Regions from separate parts of the Homo sapiens genome. Here regions 1 and 3 are each linked to region 2. A link is a contact called in ENCODE Hi-C or POLR2A ChIA-PET data. All regions are on one chromosome and are shown on one strand. The core of a region is the stretch at or near the end of the contact, and the rest is flanking DNA. Distances in the headings are between cores, read along the strand shown.

Region 1 (4,531 bases), core at 1,215-3,714, 300 kb after region 2:
TGGAGTGCAATGGCACGATCTTAACTCACTGCAACCTCCACCTCCCTAGTTCAAGCCATTCTCCTGCCTCAGCTTCCCGAATAGCTGGGACTACAGGCGCTCGCCACCATGCCCAGCTAATTTTTGTATTTTTAGTAGAGACAGGGTTTCACCATGTTGGCCAGGATGGTCTCGATCTCTTGACCTCGTGATCCACCCGCCTCGGCCTCCCAAAGTGCTGGGATTACAGGCGTGAGCCACTGCACCCGGCCGAGCTATGATCTTGTCACTGCATTCTACCCTGGACAACAGAGCAAGACGTTGTCTCAAAAAAAAAAAAACACAAAAAAAACAAGAGAGAGAGATTGAGAGACAGTTAACTGGTTTATCCCAAATTTATTTATTTAATTTTATTTTTAAATTAAATTTAATTTTTTTTTTCAGACAGTATCTCATTCTTTTGCCCAGGCTGGAGTGCAGTGGCAGGATCTCAGCTCACTGCAACCTCCGCCTCCCAGGTTCAAGCGATTCTCCTGCCTCAGCCTCCTGAGTAGCTGGGATTACAGGCACGCGCCACCAGGCCCAGCTAATTTTTGTATTTTAGTAGAGACAGGGTTTCGCCATGTTGGCCAGGCTGGTCTTGAACTCCTGACCTCAGGTGATCCACCCACCTCAGCTTCCCAAAGTGCTGGGATTATAGGTGTGAGCCACCACGCCTGGCCTGGATTTTGTTTTTTTTTTTTTTTTTTGAGACGGAGTCTCCGTCTGTTGCCCAGGCTGGAGTGCAGTGGCGCCATCTCGGCTCACTGCAAGCTCCGTCTCCCGGGTTCAGCCATTCCCCTGCCTCAGCCTCCCGAGTAGCTGGGACTACAGGTGCCCGCCACCACGCCTGGCTAATTTTTTTGTATTTTTAGTAGAGATGGTTTCACCGTGTTAGCCAGGATGGTCTCGATCTCCTGACCTCGTGATCCACCCGCCTCGGCCTCCCAAAGTGCTGAGATTACAGGCTTGGGCCACCATGCCCGGCCCCGGATTTCTTGATCTAAAGAATGTCCGCCGGGCGCGGTAGCTCACGCCTCTAATTCCAGCACTTTGGGAGGCCGAGGCAGGCGGATCACGAGGTCAGGAGTTCAAGACCAGCTTGGCCAACATAGTGAAACCCCCGTCTCTACTAAAAATACAAAAATTAGCCGGACGTGGTGGCAGGCGCCTGTAATCTCAGCTACTCGGGAGGCTGAGGCAGGAGAATCGCTTTAACCCTGAAGGCGGAGGTTGCAGTGAGCCGAGATCACGCCACTGCACTCCAGCCGGGGCGACAGTGTGAGACTCCGTCTCAAAATAAAAAAATAAATAAAACAAAAAACAATGTCCAACAAAAAAACAAATCCAGCGAGGCCAGACAGGATAGGGGCTCCCTGGGGTCCGCCCATTTTCGGGATCAGGTGACTCGAGGTTTGGTCCTTATTTTAGTGCAGGCTCAGATGTCGGGGGCGAGCCAAAGTGCAGGGGCCTGTGGGAAGGACAGGAGGCTGGGAAACGTTTGGGTAAAAAAATCAGGACACTGGCCGTGCGCGGTGGCTCACGCCTGTAATCCCAGCACTTTGGGAGGCCGAGGCGGGCCGATCACGAGGTCAGGAGATCGAGACCATCCTGGCTAACACGGTGAAACCTCGTCTCTACTAAAAATACAAAAAAATTAGCCGGCGTGGTGGCGGGTGCCTGTGTCCCAGCTACTCGGGAGGCTGAGGTAGGAGAATGGCCTGAACCCGGGAGGCGGAGCTTGCAGTGAGCCGAGATGGCGCCACTGCACTCCAGCCTGGGCGACAGAGCGAGACTCCACCTCAAAAAAAAAAAAAAAAAAAAAAAAAAAAATCAGGACACTGACAGCACGTGCTCCAGCACGGGGCAGGGCCTCCATGGGGTCCGCGCCCACGCGGGGCAGCGCGGTGACGTCACGGCTGAGGACCCCGCCCCACGAAGGGCTCACCCCACGCGACCCACGCCGCTCGCTCGCCCCTCCCCTCCACGCAGCACTCCGGCTGCTCCGTGGGGAAACTGAGTCTGGACTTCTCGTGCCCGTTCGGGAGAAGGACGCGGGAGGCGCGGCCGAGCTGCGGGGAGAGGTTGGGCTCACCCCGGGCCAGAGCGAGTTCGCGCAAACGGGAGTGTCCACCGCTGGCGGGTCAGCCACTAGCGTTGGCTACGCGCCGGTCACTCGGGCGACAGGAGGCGGGGCGGCGCGGAAGTTATCTTCCAATCAGGTGCTCCGGGGGCGGGTCCGGAAAACTGTCCAATCAAGGCACGGGGCGGACACCGGGAAGCGGATTGCAGGTTTGCAGTAGTGTCCAATCGAAGGCCCCAGGGGTGAAGGGGGCGTGTCCAAAACGCTGTCCGCTCAGAGCGTTGAAAGGGCGGGGGCTTAGAGATTGTCCAATCAGGGCGCCGCTTCCTGAGCTCCGAGGCCCCGAGGGCGGGACGTTTCGTCCTCCCTGCCGCGCGTGCCCTGCCTACCACGAGCGGCCCGGGAGTACCTGTACCTTTCAGCTGCGCCGGCCGCGAGGCCACGGAGAGCTCGCCTTGGAGAGCCCAGGAGCAGGGGAGACATGGTGAGTGCGAGGCAGGAGCAGAGCCAGGGGACGGTCGGAGCGACGGGAACCGGCTGGAACCAGAGTCCGCCGAAGTCTGCGGCCGGGATTGGCTGAGGGACGCGCGGGGCGGCGCAGGACTAGCACCTGGGACCCGGGGACGCCATCACAGCGGCCGGGCTGGAGGACTGGGGGCAGTTTGGGGGGACGGAAGGGGCGGCAAGGAGCTTGGGGGTAACTTAGGGGGAGGCCTGGGCAGGAGGGGGGCTGGAGGTAGTTTGGGGGGACGGTAGGGGCGGTCAGGGGTCAGGGACCAGTTTGGGGGGACGGCAAGGGACGGTCAGCAGGTTGGGGATGTTACGCGTGTCCGTATAAGAGGTCACCTGAGCAGGCTTAGTGTGAGCCACAAGGCTGTTTACTCACTTGGGTGCAAGTGGGCTGAGTCTGAGAAAGGACTCAGCAAAGGGTGATGGGATTATTATTGGTTTTATTTTTTTATTTTTTTTATTTTTGGGACGGAGTCCCGCTCTGTCGCCAGGCTGGAGTGCAGTGGCGTGATCTCGGCTCACTGCAACTTCCGCCTCCCGGGTTCAAGCGATTCTCCTGCCTCAGCCTCCGGAGTAGCTGAGATTACAGGCGCCCGCCCTCACGCCCGGCTAATTTTTGTTTTTAGTAGAGACAGGGTTTCACCATGTTGGCCAGAATGGTCTCGATCTCTTGACCTTGTGATCCGCCCGCCTCGGCCTCCCAAAGTGCTGGGATTACAGGCGTGAGCCACCGCGCCCGGCAATCATTAGTCCTTATAGGTTTGGGACAGGCATCGGAGTTAGGAGCAGTTTTTTTGAGGACAGTTGGTGGGTGTTACAAAGTACATTCTCAAGGGCGGCGACGATGTTTCAAAGTACATTCACAAGGGCTTGGGGGATGTATTGTCACAAGGGCTGGGAGGAATATTACAAAGTACCTTCACAAGGGCGCGAGCGTGTATTGTCACAAGGGCGGGGTACATTCACAAGGGCGAGGAGGACGTATCGTACAAAGTACATTCACAAGGGCGGGGGAATATCACAAAGTACATTATCACAAGGGCGGGGGGCTTGACCATGGTGCGGCCAGCTCAGAGAACCTTACAGGGGACAGCTTGGGGGGATGGCAAGGGACGGCCTGGGGGTCAGAGGCAGTTTGGGGGACGACCTCAGCGGTGGGAGTTAGCTGCCCTGGGGGTTTTGTTGCAGGGTATCACTAATGCTGTGAAAGCTTTATTCGGGCAGCCGGTGTCAGTAAATGTACTGTACTGTTCTCCTGTTTGGCTTTTTTCTTCTCCTTAGTGACAATAGGAAAATGTTCAAGTGTGTTTTCTGCCTTCTGGTCCGTCAGGATAACACCTGTTTATCGTGGGGTACAGGCTAAGCATGGCCTAAGGAAGTCTCTCAGGAATATTCTGTCTCCCACCAGAATTGTAGAGAAAGTGTGCGCAGTTCCACATCTTATAGCAGCTAGAGATGGATTAAAATGTTCATAAAAATAGTAGTTTTTCAAATGCCAAAGCAATCAGACAAAAAATAATAGTTATTCTTCCATACAAGGTGCAGAGTTTGCGACAGTGTGTGATCGTGTTCCATTTCAGTTCAGCTAGACATGAGATTAATGCAAATTCTGCAAAAACCTGTAAAACTGAGGCGTGTTCCATTCTGGTTAGTTTCCAGTTTGTCACCAGGAGTATTGCTTCACTGATCCATCATCTGTTTGCTGACTGGGAAAAGCAGTTTCTGGCCATGTAAAGTCATAAAGACTGCCTTGGAACTCCCTTCCCCCACTTACACAAGGGGTGGAAAGCACTGATTCTGCTGCATTCTCACTCTACGGGATGAGGGTCTTTGTGGCATTTAAAGTGTAGCACCTGGAGCAGGGAGGTGAGCCCCAAGACCGGTGACTCCAGCTGAGCCCACAGTTGAGCCTGCACTGGA
Region 2 (4,791 bases), core at 1,733-4,232:
AGCTACTCAGGAGGTTGAGGTGGGAGGATCGCTTGAGTCCAAGAGGTTGAGGCTGTAGTGAGCCATGATTATGCCACTGCACTCCAGCCTGGGTGACAAAGTGAGACCCTGTCCCCCCCCCAAAAAAAAAAGTGGGCAAATATCGACCCAGTTGTTCTCCTTTCACGTTCTGCACTGATGATCAGTTCCCATCCACCCCACACTGTTAACAGTGGTTAATTCTGGGGAGTGAGATTTGTGATGAAGATGTCTCCATTCTCACTCCTGCAGTACGAGACTTCTTTACAAATATATTCTCAACAGGGTGAACATCAATTCTTGGGGAGATGAAAACAAATTTTACTTTTTTTATGGATTAAGCCCAGAAAACAGAACATAAACAGATACACAGTCTATCTATGATATTGAAATTTCACAGGTATAGGCTGGGCTCGGTGGCTCACACCTGCAATCCCAGCACTTTTGGAGGCTGAGGTGGGAAGATCACTTGAGGCCAGGAGTTCAAGATCATCCTGGACAACATAGCAAGACCCAATCTCTAGAAAGAATAAAAATTTAAAAATTATCCAGGCATGGTGGTGTGCACCTGTTATCCCAGCTTTGGTGACTGAGGCGGGAGGATTGCTTGAGCCTGGGAGTTGGAAGCTGCTGCAGGGAGCTGAGATGGCGTTACTGCACTCCAGCTTGAGTGACAGAGAAAGAAGATCCTGTCTCTAAGATAAAAACAAACAAAAACTCCATTATATAATAATGCTACTTGGGGCCAGTCACAGTGGCTCACGCCTGTAATCCTAACACTGTGGGAGGCCGAGGCAGGCGGATCACCTAAGGTCAGGAGTTTGAGACCAGCCTGGCCAACATGGTGAAACCCCGTGTCTACTAAAAATACAAAAATTAGCTGGGCGTGGTGGCGGGCACCTGTAATCTTAGCTACTCAGGAGGCTGAGGCAGGAGAATCGCTTGAACCCAGGAGGTGGAGGTTGCAGTGAGCCGAGATCACGCCACTGCACTCCAGCCTGGGTGACAAGAGCAAAACTCCTTCTCAAAAATAATAATAATAAGGCCGAGTGTGGTGGCTCACACCTGTAATCCCAGCACTTTGGGAGGCCGAGGTGGGTGGATCACGAGGTCAGCAGATCGAGACCATCCTGGCTAACACGGTGAAACCCCGTCTCTACTAAAAATACAAAAAATTAGCCAGGCGTGGTGGCGGGCGCCTGTAGTGCCAGCTACTCGGGAGGCTGAGGCAGGAGAATGGCGTGAACCCAGGAGGCAGAGCTTGCAGTGAGCCGAGATTGCGCCACTGCACTCCAGCCTGGGCAACAGAGTGAGACTCTGTTTCAAAAAAAAAAAAAAAAAAGAAATTAAATTTAGAAAGGTAAAAAGCAGCTCAGGACTGCCAATGTACAATGCGCTCCATATTGCTGTACGTATCTATGTGAGTGTGCATGTGTAGGAAAAGTCTAGGGAGTTTCAGTGGTTAGACGACAATGACCAGGACAACTGTGTGAGCAGCACCTGTGTGGCACTGAGTCATCTCAGGCTCTCCACTCGGCTCTGTCCATCAACGACCGAATCCAGCTCTCACGGCGACTCTACGCTGCATGCTTGTTACTCTACTACAGAGGAGGAAGCAACGCTTACGAAAACCAAGGACCAAAAGAACTCACAATCAAAACTAGTGGGCGGCCGGGCGCGGTGGCTCATATCTGTTAATCCCAGCACTTTGGGAGGCCAAGGTGGGCGGATCACCTGAGGTCAGGAGTTCGAGACCAGCCTGGCCAACATGGTGAAACCACATCTCTACTGAAAATACAGAATTGGCCGGGCGTGGTGGCTCACGCCTGTACTCCCAGCACTTTGGGAGGCCGAGGCGGGCGGATCACGAGGTCAGGAGATCGAGACCATCCTGGCTAACACGGTGAAACCCCATCTCTACTAAAAATACAAAAAATTAGCTGGGTGTGGTGGCGGGCGCCTGTAGTCCCAGCTACTCGGGAGGCTGAGGCAGGAGAATGGTGTGAACCCAGGAGGCAGAGCTTGCAGTGAGCTGAGATCGCGCCACTGCACTCCAGCCTGAGCGACAGAGCGAGACTCCGTCTCAAAAAAAATGAAAAGTAATAAAATAATAATAATAATAATAATAATAATAATAATAATAATAATAATAATGCTACTTGGGCATCTTCCGTCAAAAGAATCAGACATCGGGTGCATTTAAATCTCTTGCCACCGTTATTCTTTCTAAGGAGCCACTAGGAAAAGGATGTCTCAAAAGAAGGTGATCACGGAAAAAGAAAGCTTATGAAACACTGACTTCTGTAATCACGTTTTCAGTTGAAAGAAATGGAAACTGATCTAACTTCCAGCTCACCTCAAGCTGGAAAGAAGTCTAGTTTCTAGAAGCATCTCCAAAATTGGAAAGTGAAGTTTCTAGCATACAGTTCCACCGAGGGCCCATGATGAAGAGGGGGAGAGGCGGGCACGAGGCGAAGCGGGTGCCCCGCGCTCGGCTGGAAAAAGCCAATGTCACCGGGCTGTGCTATTTGCTTGTGGGAGGGACGCCTGGGGTGGGGGCGTGCCGCTGGTTGCTCCGCCGCAGACACCACGTGGTGCTTTTTGAACTGATCAGAGCCCCAGCCTGCCTGCTTTGCTGTCCCGGGCTGACCTCCGAAAACACCGCACTTTCCCCTCGCTGACTTGGTAGATGTCTGTCTGTCTGCTTGAGTATCTCGAAGATCTGAGGTTTCCATTCCAGCAGAATAAATACTAGGAGGGCCCACCCCTTCCTCCTCCCAGCCGAGGCTGGATGAATCCAAATAAACCCAGCTGGTGGGGAAGAGCATTTCTAGGACTTCGGCGGGAGAAAGCACCGCCCACCCGGGTGGGTTTCCAGGAGGTGGAGGTGCGGACCTGGGAGGGGGGCCCTCGGGCAGCCCTGCCATGCAGCCGCGTCACTCCGCCTGCCTGATGTCACAGGAGCTGGGGGAGTTTGGGTATTTCATGAAGCTGTTGAGTTATTGTGGCTTTGGTTTGTGACACCGGCGTTCAGGCACGGCCTAAAGGCAACATCAAAGACGGTGCATGAAAACCGGGGGTTAGGCCGGGCGCGGTGGCTCACGCCTGTAATCCCAGCACTTTGGGAGACCGAGGCAGGCGGATCACCTGCGGTCAGGAGTTCGAGACCAGCCTGGGCAATACGGCGAAACCCCGTCTCTACTAAAAATACAAAAATTAGCCGGGGGTGGTGGTGCTGGCCTGTGATCCCAGCTACTCAGGAGGCTGAGGCAGGAGAATCGCTTGAGCCCTGGAGGTGGAGGTTGCAGAGAGCTGAGATGGCGCCACCGCACTCCAGCCTGGGCAACAGAGCAAGACTCCATCTCAAAAAAAAAAAAAAATTAGATTGTGGTAATGGTTACACAACTCTGGATATTCTAAAAACCACTGAATTGTACACTTTAAAAAGTGAATTCTATGGCATGTAAAAATCTCAATAAAGCTGTCATATAAAATAAATATATATAAATATGATGCCAAAATATATACATAAATATGGTAATAAAAAATTAAGGCCCTTAAACAGCTTGTGTTTATGTAGATTTTAGCTATACTCCTGTTACAAGTTAACATAATCCCATTAAATATTTTTTTAAACCATATATTTTATATTAGGAGGATGACACGTTTAAGTGAAAAGTAACTATTTTTCAAAAAAAAAAAACATTGAGGGGAAATAGTGGCATTGTTTTACATTTTTGCAAATTTCTTTCATGTCTGGCTTAATAGAAGACAGCTGGATTCTTGTATAAGCCTCTGAGTTCAATCCACTGTGATATCAAACGTCATGCAACCTCTGAAAACTCCACCATCTGTGTGGGAGAGACTGGGAGGAAGGAGACCCAGAGTATCTTGGCATTTTTTTTTTTTTTTTTTTGTGAGATGGAGTCTCGCTCTGTCACCCAGGCTGGAGTGCAGTGGCGCAATCTCAGCTCACTTCAACCTCCGCCTCCTGGGTTCAAGTGATTCTCCTGCCTCAGCCTCCCAAGTAGCTGGGATTACAGGCGCCACCACCACACCTGGCTAATTTTTTTTTTTAATTTTTAGTAGAGACAGGGTTTCACCATGTTGGCCAGGCTGGTCTCGAACTCCTGAGCTCAGGTGATCCACCCACCTTGACCTCTCAAAGCGCTGGGATTACAGGTGTGAGCCACAGTGCCTGGCTTCTATCTTAGCAGTTTTGACCTAGTGGTCCCCCACCAAAAGGGTCTCAGAGACCAACCCCTGGGTGTCCCTGGACCACACTTTGAGAACTCCAATACACAGGTATTCTCTCTACTTCACAGAAGAGAAAATGCGATCCAAGATGGTAATAAACCTGCTCAAGTCCTCAAAGCTGAAAAGTACGGCTGAAGGAGAATAAAAAAGAGAAACATAAAGCAGTTGTGGTGGTGTGTGCCTGTGCTCCCAGCTACTTGGGAGGCTGAAGTGGTAGGATCGCTTGAGCCCGGGAGTTTGAGGCTGCAGTGAGCTAGGATCACGCCACTACACTCCAGCCTGGGTGACAAGGAGAGACCTCCCCCCCGCCACCATCTCCAAAAACAAATTATTACTTATGTAAAAAATAGAACTAAGGAAGGTTTGCTTGACTCCAAAGCTGTGTTCTTTGCATCCATTCTAGTTCCATCCAGATGGCCCGGGGTACAGCTGGGATGCCTGTTGTCCCTAAAAACCATGGGGCACAAGTAGGTAAACCCTAGAGTAGGTAACTCCTCAATTCAGCTCAACCACTAT
Region 3 (4,329 bases), core at 184-2,683, 430 kb before region 2:
GAGATCATGCCATTACACTCCAGACTGGTCGACAGAGTGAGACTCTGTCTCAAACAAACAGACAAAATTAGATAAAGGAAAAAAGAATTTTTGTTCAAGTAATATTGGCCATTGATGGCTGCAAATCACTCTTGGTGTTACAGATTCCAGGAACAGGAAGATAGTGTCCGAGACCAGGATGCAGGAACAGATAGATGCCTTTCCACGCTTGCCCCTGGTGTGGTTGGGAGGCGTGACTGAAATCCTTGCTCTTGTCTCTCTGGACCTGATGCATTTTGCATGCCTCACTGGGCACGGACTGCTTGGAGCTGTTTTTATCTTCCAGCAGTGTGAGGTGTAGGAAGGACCCAACACGGTTCCTCCTGTGCTCTCCGCAGTCAACACAGAGGAGTTGCGGAACCAGATACGGGTACCCGGGGATTCATCAGTTCTGTGTTTCCTACTGGGCAGCCCCGATTCAACTCACTTCCAGCATGTCTACCTCGACACAGGCTCAGATCCCACGGGGTAAGGGCTCAGTCCCCAAGACTCCCCCACTTTCCATGCCAGTTAGAGGCCTCACGTTGTGACCTGTGCTTCTGAGTGACCGGTCGGCTGTAAATCCAGGTTCCCGTCACCCTTACCTCGGCTTGATTACATTGCCTCAGTGGCTCACAGAACTCCCGAGAAACACTTAGGTCCTTTGGTTAATGATAAAGGACGATCTGTGGGATGCCCATGAATACTGAGAAATGGATCCTCAGGGCAAGGCATGGGGGAAGGGCCCACTCCCTCCAGGAGTCTCCCGGAACGTGTGTCTCCCGGGACCTGTCCCCCTCCAGGAGTCTCCTGGAACCTGTCCCCCTCCAAGAGTCTCCCAGAACCTGTCCTTTAGAGTGTTGTTTCTCTCATTATTTTTGGGATAGGGTCTTGCTTTGTCACCCAGGCTGGAGTGCAGTGGCTCGATATCTGCTGACTGCATTCTCCGCCTCCCAGGCTGAAAGGATTCTCTTCCTTCAGCCTCCTGAGTAGCTGGGATTACAGGCATGAGCCACCACGCCTGGCTAAATTTTGTATTTTTTGGTGGGGCCTTGCTGTGTTGCCCCAGGCTAGTGGTAACTTTGATAAGCTTTGGGCCTCAGCCTCAGGCTGTGTGGTGGGGTCTAAGGTACAGCAGGGGCCCCAGAGGAGTCCTCCAGGGGAAGGACTGCGAGAATGCTGTGGCACTGGCAGAGCCTTTTACCTGGAGGATCCCTGCATTGAGCCCTTCTGGTCCCGAATTGTACTGAGCCCTCTTCTTCCTGCCTGTAGGCTGAAAGAATGAATTCCTGGCCCTGGAAGGTTCAAACAGCAGTTCTCAGGGGTGGAGGTGGCTCTGCCCCCAGGGGACACCTGGTGGCGTCTAGAGACCTTTGCGGTTGTCACCACCGGGGTGGGGGAAGCCCAAGGATGCTGCTCATCACTCACAGAGCTTGGGGCAGCCCCACCACCGAGGGCGGGCCAGGAGACGCCAAGAGCTGTGCCTTTCATCGCCTGGGGTCCCGGGCACCGACCGCCGCCGGGTGTCGCTCCGTGTTCGTGTACATGCCTTCTCCTGGGGGTAGCCCTGCTTTTATTTCCTGAGTGCTTCCTGGGACCATGCATGTCCGGCAGGCCCTGGCCAAGATCCAGGCTTGCTGCGTGCAGTCCCCGCCCACTGTGTCCCCCTGAGGGAAGGACCTGAGGTGAAGTTAGCGTAATGGGAGTGTATTTGGGCCTCGTTTGCGGGCTGCAGCTCTGGAGACACAGATTCAAGTGCCCAGAATGTATGCGCGGCAGTTACAAGTGGGGCTTCCTGGAGAAAAGAAGGGGCGGCTTTTGCATTGGAATCACAGAAGTGATTGCCCGGCTCCACGTCCTTCCTGGTATCTCAGACTCCAGGGACGTGAAGATAACAGATGGTCACATTGTGCAAATAGTGATAACCTTGTAGGTAATTCATCAGCTAGTGTGGAAACCCCAGGGGAGGAAAGAAGGCCCTGGGAGGGAGTGACTGAAACTCACTTGGAGGCTCTCTGGGCCTGTGGAGTTCTGCACAGCATGCAGCTCCCACTCCTCGGACGCACTTTTCTTTTTTGTTTTCTTTTCTTTCCTTTTTTTTTTTTTTGAGACGGAGTCTCGCTCTGTGGCCCAGGCTGGAGTGCAGTGGCGCGATCTCTGCTCACTGCAAGCTCCGCCTTCAGGGTTCAAGTGATTCCCCTGCCTCAGCCTCCCGAGTAGCTGGGACTACAGGCGCCCGCCGCCACGCCCAGCTAATTTTTTGTATTTTTAGCAGAGATGGGGTTTCACCATGTTAGCCAGGATGGTCTCGATCTCCTGACCTCATGATCCACCCGCCTTGGGCTCCCAAAGTGCTGGGATCACAGGTGTGAGCCACCGTGCCCGGCCAGCCACTTTTCTTTCTTTCTTTTTTTTTTTTTGAAGACAGAGTCTCACTCTTTTTACTCAGGCTGGAGTGCAGTGGCGCCATCTCGGCTTACTGAAACCTCCGCCTCCTGGGTTCAAGCCATTCTCCTGCCTCAGCCTCCCGAGTAGCTGGGATTACAGATGTGTGCCACCAGGCCCAGCTAGTTTTTGTATTTTTAGTGGAGACGGGGTTTCACCATGTTAATCAGGCTGGTCTCAAACTCCTGACCTCGTGGTCTGCCTGCCCTGCCTCCCAAAGTGCTGGGATTACAGGCGTGAGCCACTGCGCCTGGCAATATTTTTCCTCTTTTTTTTGAAATAACATCCTTGTTGTGACAGTTCACGTATCATAAAGTTCACCTGTTTTAGGCTGGACGTGAGAATGGCATGAACCCAGGAGGCGGAGCTTGCAGTGAGCTGAGATCGTGCCACTGCACTCCAGCCTGGGCAACTGCGCGAGACTCCATCTCAAAAAAAAAAAAAAAGTTCACCCGTTTTAAGTGTACATTTCAGTGTGTTTTAGTATATTCACAGATTGTGCAGTCGTCACCATTGTCTAATTCCAGAACGTTCTAATCACCCCAAAAGGAAACGCTGCCGCCTCAGCAGTCAGTGCTGGTCTCCCCTAGCGTCCTGGAGCGTTTTTCCCTGCATGGAGGCCCACGAGTCCCGCGCTTTCCTCCTTCCCTGTCACGCTGTGGCTTTAGGAGGCCCACGAGTCCCGCGCTTTCCTCCTTCCCTGTCACGCTGTGGCTTTGGCCTCAGGCTAGAGGGTCGGTGTCTGTCAGCCTGTGCTCAGACGAGGGCGAGGAGAGTTCTGGTCAGCGCGTCCAGCCTCCCTCCTGTGTTGCTTTGCTGCTGGAAAAAGAGGGTCCTGATGCAGACCCCAAGAGAGGAGAGAACTCGAGGTGAGCCGCGGATCACAGTGAGAGCAGCCACCAAGCCGCTTCCTTACACAGCGGGCCTCCCTGACAGAGCAGGGCGTCCTCGGGGAGCAGGCAGAGGGTGCCTGCTCTTCCTTAGCGCCTCCGTCTGTGAGAAACGGCCAGGGTTGCGAGTAAACCTGGAACGTGCAGACACTCACTGGAGGCCAGCCGGGTGGTGCCATCCGACCACCCTTCAAGCCCAGCCTGCTCACCGGCCCTCTCAGTACAGCGGGCACGGGTTCTGCGGGCTGCCCGGAAGACCTCCCCCAGACCCATAGATGCTCTGTGTCCTTGGTGGGCAGCTCATAAGTGTGAACCTTCCCGGTACCTTGCGAGTGCCTCACTACGCACTTCAAGACGGGGTCGCTCCGGTTGTGTTTTATGAAACCAGAGGCCTGGTGAGCTGAGCTTCCTCTCACAGCTTCACAGCAGCCTGTGTGGGTGGCCTCAGCCCTCCTGAGCCCCTCCAGTGTCGAGTTGCTTTGACTGTTTCCAGGGAACTCCTTTGGTTGTTGCGTAGCTTGGGCTGTTTGTTTGTTTGTTTGAGACAAACTCTGTCACCCGGGCTGGAGTATTGGAGTTTAGTGGCGTGATCATAACAGTGCAACCTTGAACTCCTGGCTCAAGCGATCCTTCCACCTCAGCCTCCTAAAGTGCTAGCACTACAGGCGTGCACAGCTGTGCCCAGCCAGCTGGGGCTGTTGCACATGGGCTAGTTATTATCAAGTCAGCTGAAGCCTTGTCAGCCATCCTTGGTCTGAGCTCTCCCTGGCTCTCGGGCAGCACCGTCTTCCTCCTGTGGAGGTCTGAGTCCCCTTTTCACACTGCCCTTGATCCTACAGACAGATGCTCAGCCAGGAAGCAACATGCTCTGATGTCCAGGCCCAGCTCTGCTGTGAAGTAGCTGCATGGACTTGGGCCAGGGCCTGTGTGGACCTTGGGTTGAGGGTCAAGTCTAAAAATGCTCTGTCAGGTTGGG

Evidence for each region. A loop is a pair of places that touch in the nucleus more often than their neighbours do. ChIA-PET counts read pairs that join two places held with the same protein, here RNA polymerase II (POLR2A). Pooled maps may share reads with other maps.
Region 1: a pooled map shows a loop between it and region 2 (6-fold over the local background). The contact joins the promoter of ZNF57 here to the enhancer-like site in region 2. A Hi-C loop is called at or near these places in 3 of 50 pooled maps. POLR2A ChIA-PET finds 5 or more read pairs at or near these places in 3 of 52 experiments (Caco-2, GM10248 and activated CD4-positive, alpha-beta T cell).
Region 3: a map of natural killer cell shows a loop between it and region 2 (6-fold over the local background). The contact joins two enhancer-like sites. A Hi-C loop is called at or near these places in 1 of 168 maps with a recorded cell type or tissue (natural killer cell), 4 of 37 single-sample maps with no recorded cell type and 6 of 50 pooled maps. POLR2A ChIA-PET finds 5 or more read pairs at or near these places in 4 of 52 experiments (BJ, GM12878, WTC11 and 1 more).

Annotation. Positions count from the first base shown.
Region 1 is chr19:2,898,464-2,902,994 of GRCh38, forward strand. It overlaps ZNF57 (zinc finger protein 57), which reads left to right and starts at 2,465. Exons shown (of 4, transcript NM_173480.3): 1 at 2,465-2,585. The coding sequence starts at 2,583. RefSeq lists a silencer at 1,853-1,902 and enhancers at 2,082-2,653, 2,513-2,662.
Region 2 is chr19:2,596,554-2,601,344 of GRCh38, forward strand. The region is part of intron 2 of GNG7 (G protein subunit gamma 7); the gene reads right to left. Among named protein-coding and RNA genes, the nearest start is that of MIR7850, 32 kb to the right of the region's middle. Within about 2 kb of position 2,983, at least 33 of the 41 ENCODE cell types and tissues checked have a DNase peak (open chromatin) inside an H3K27ac peak, as active enhancers do; they include GM12878, where a contact is called at or near this core.
Region 3 is chr19:2,170,083-2,174,411 of GRCh38, forward strand. The region is part of intron 1 of DOT1L (DOT1 like histone lysine methyltransferase); the gene reads left to right. Among named protein-coding and RNA genes, the nearest start is that of DOT1L, 8.3 kb to the left of the region's middle. RefSeq lists enhancers at 964-1,558, 1,104-1,473, 1,559-2,153, 3,392-3,910. Within about 2 kb of position 1,434, at least 15 of the 41 ENCODE cell types and tissues checked have a DNase peak (open chromatin) inside an H3K27ac peak, as active enhancers do; they include GM12878, where a contact is called at or near this core.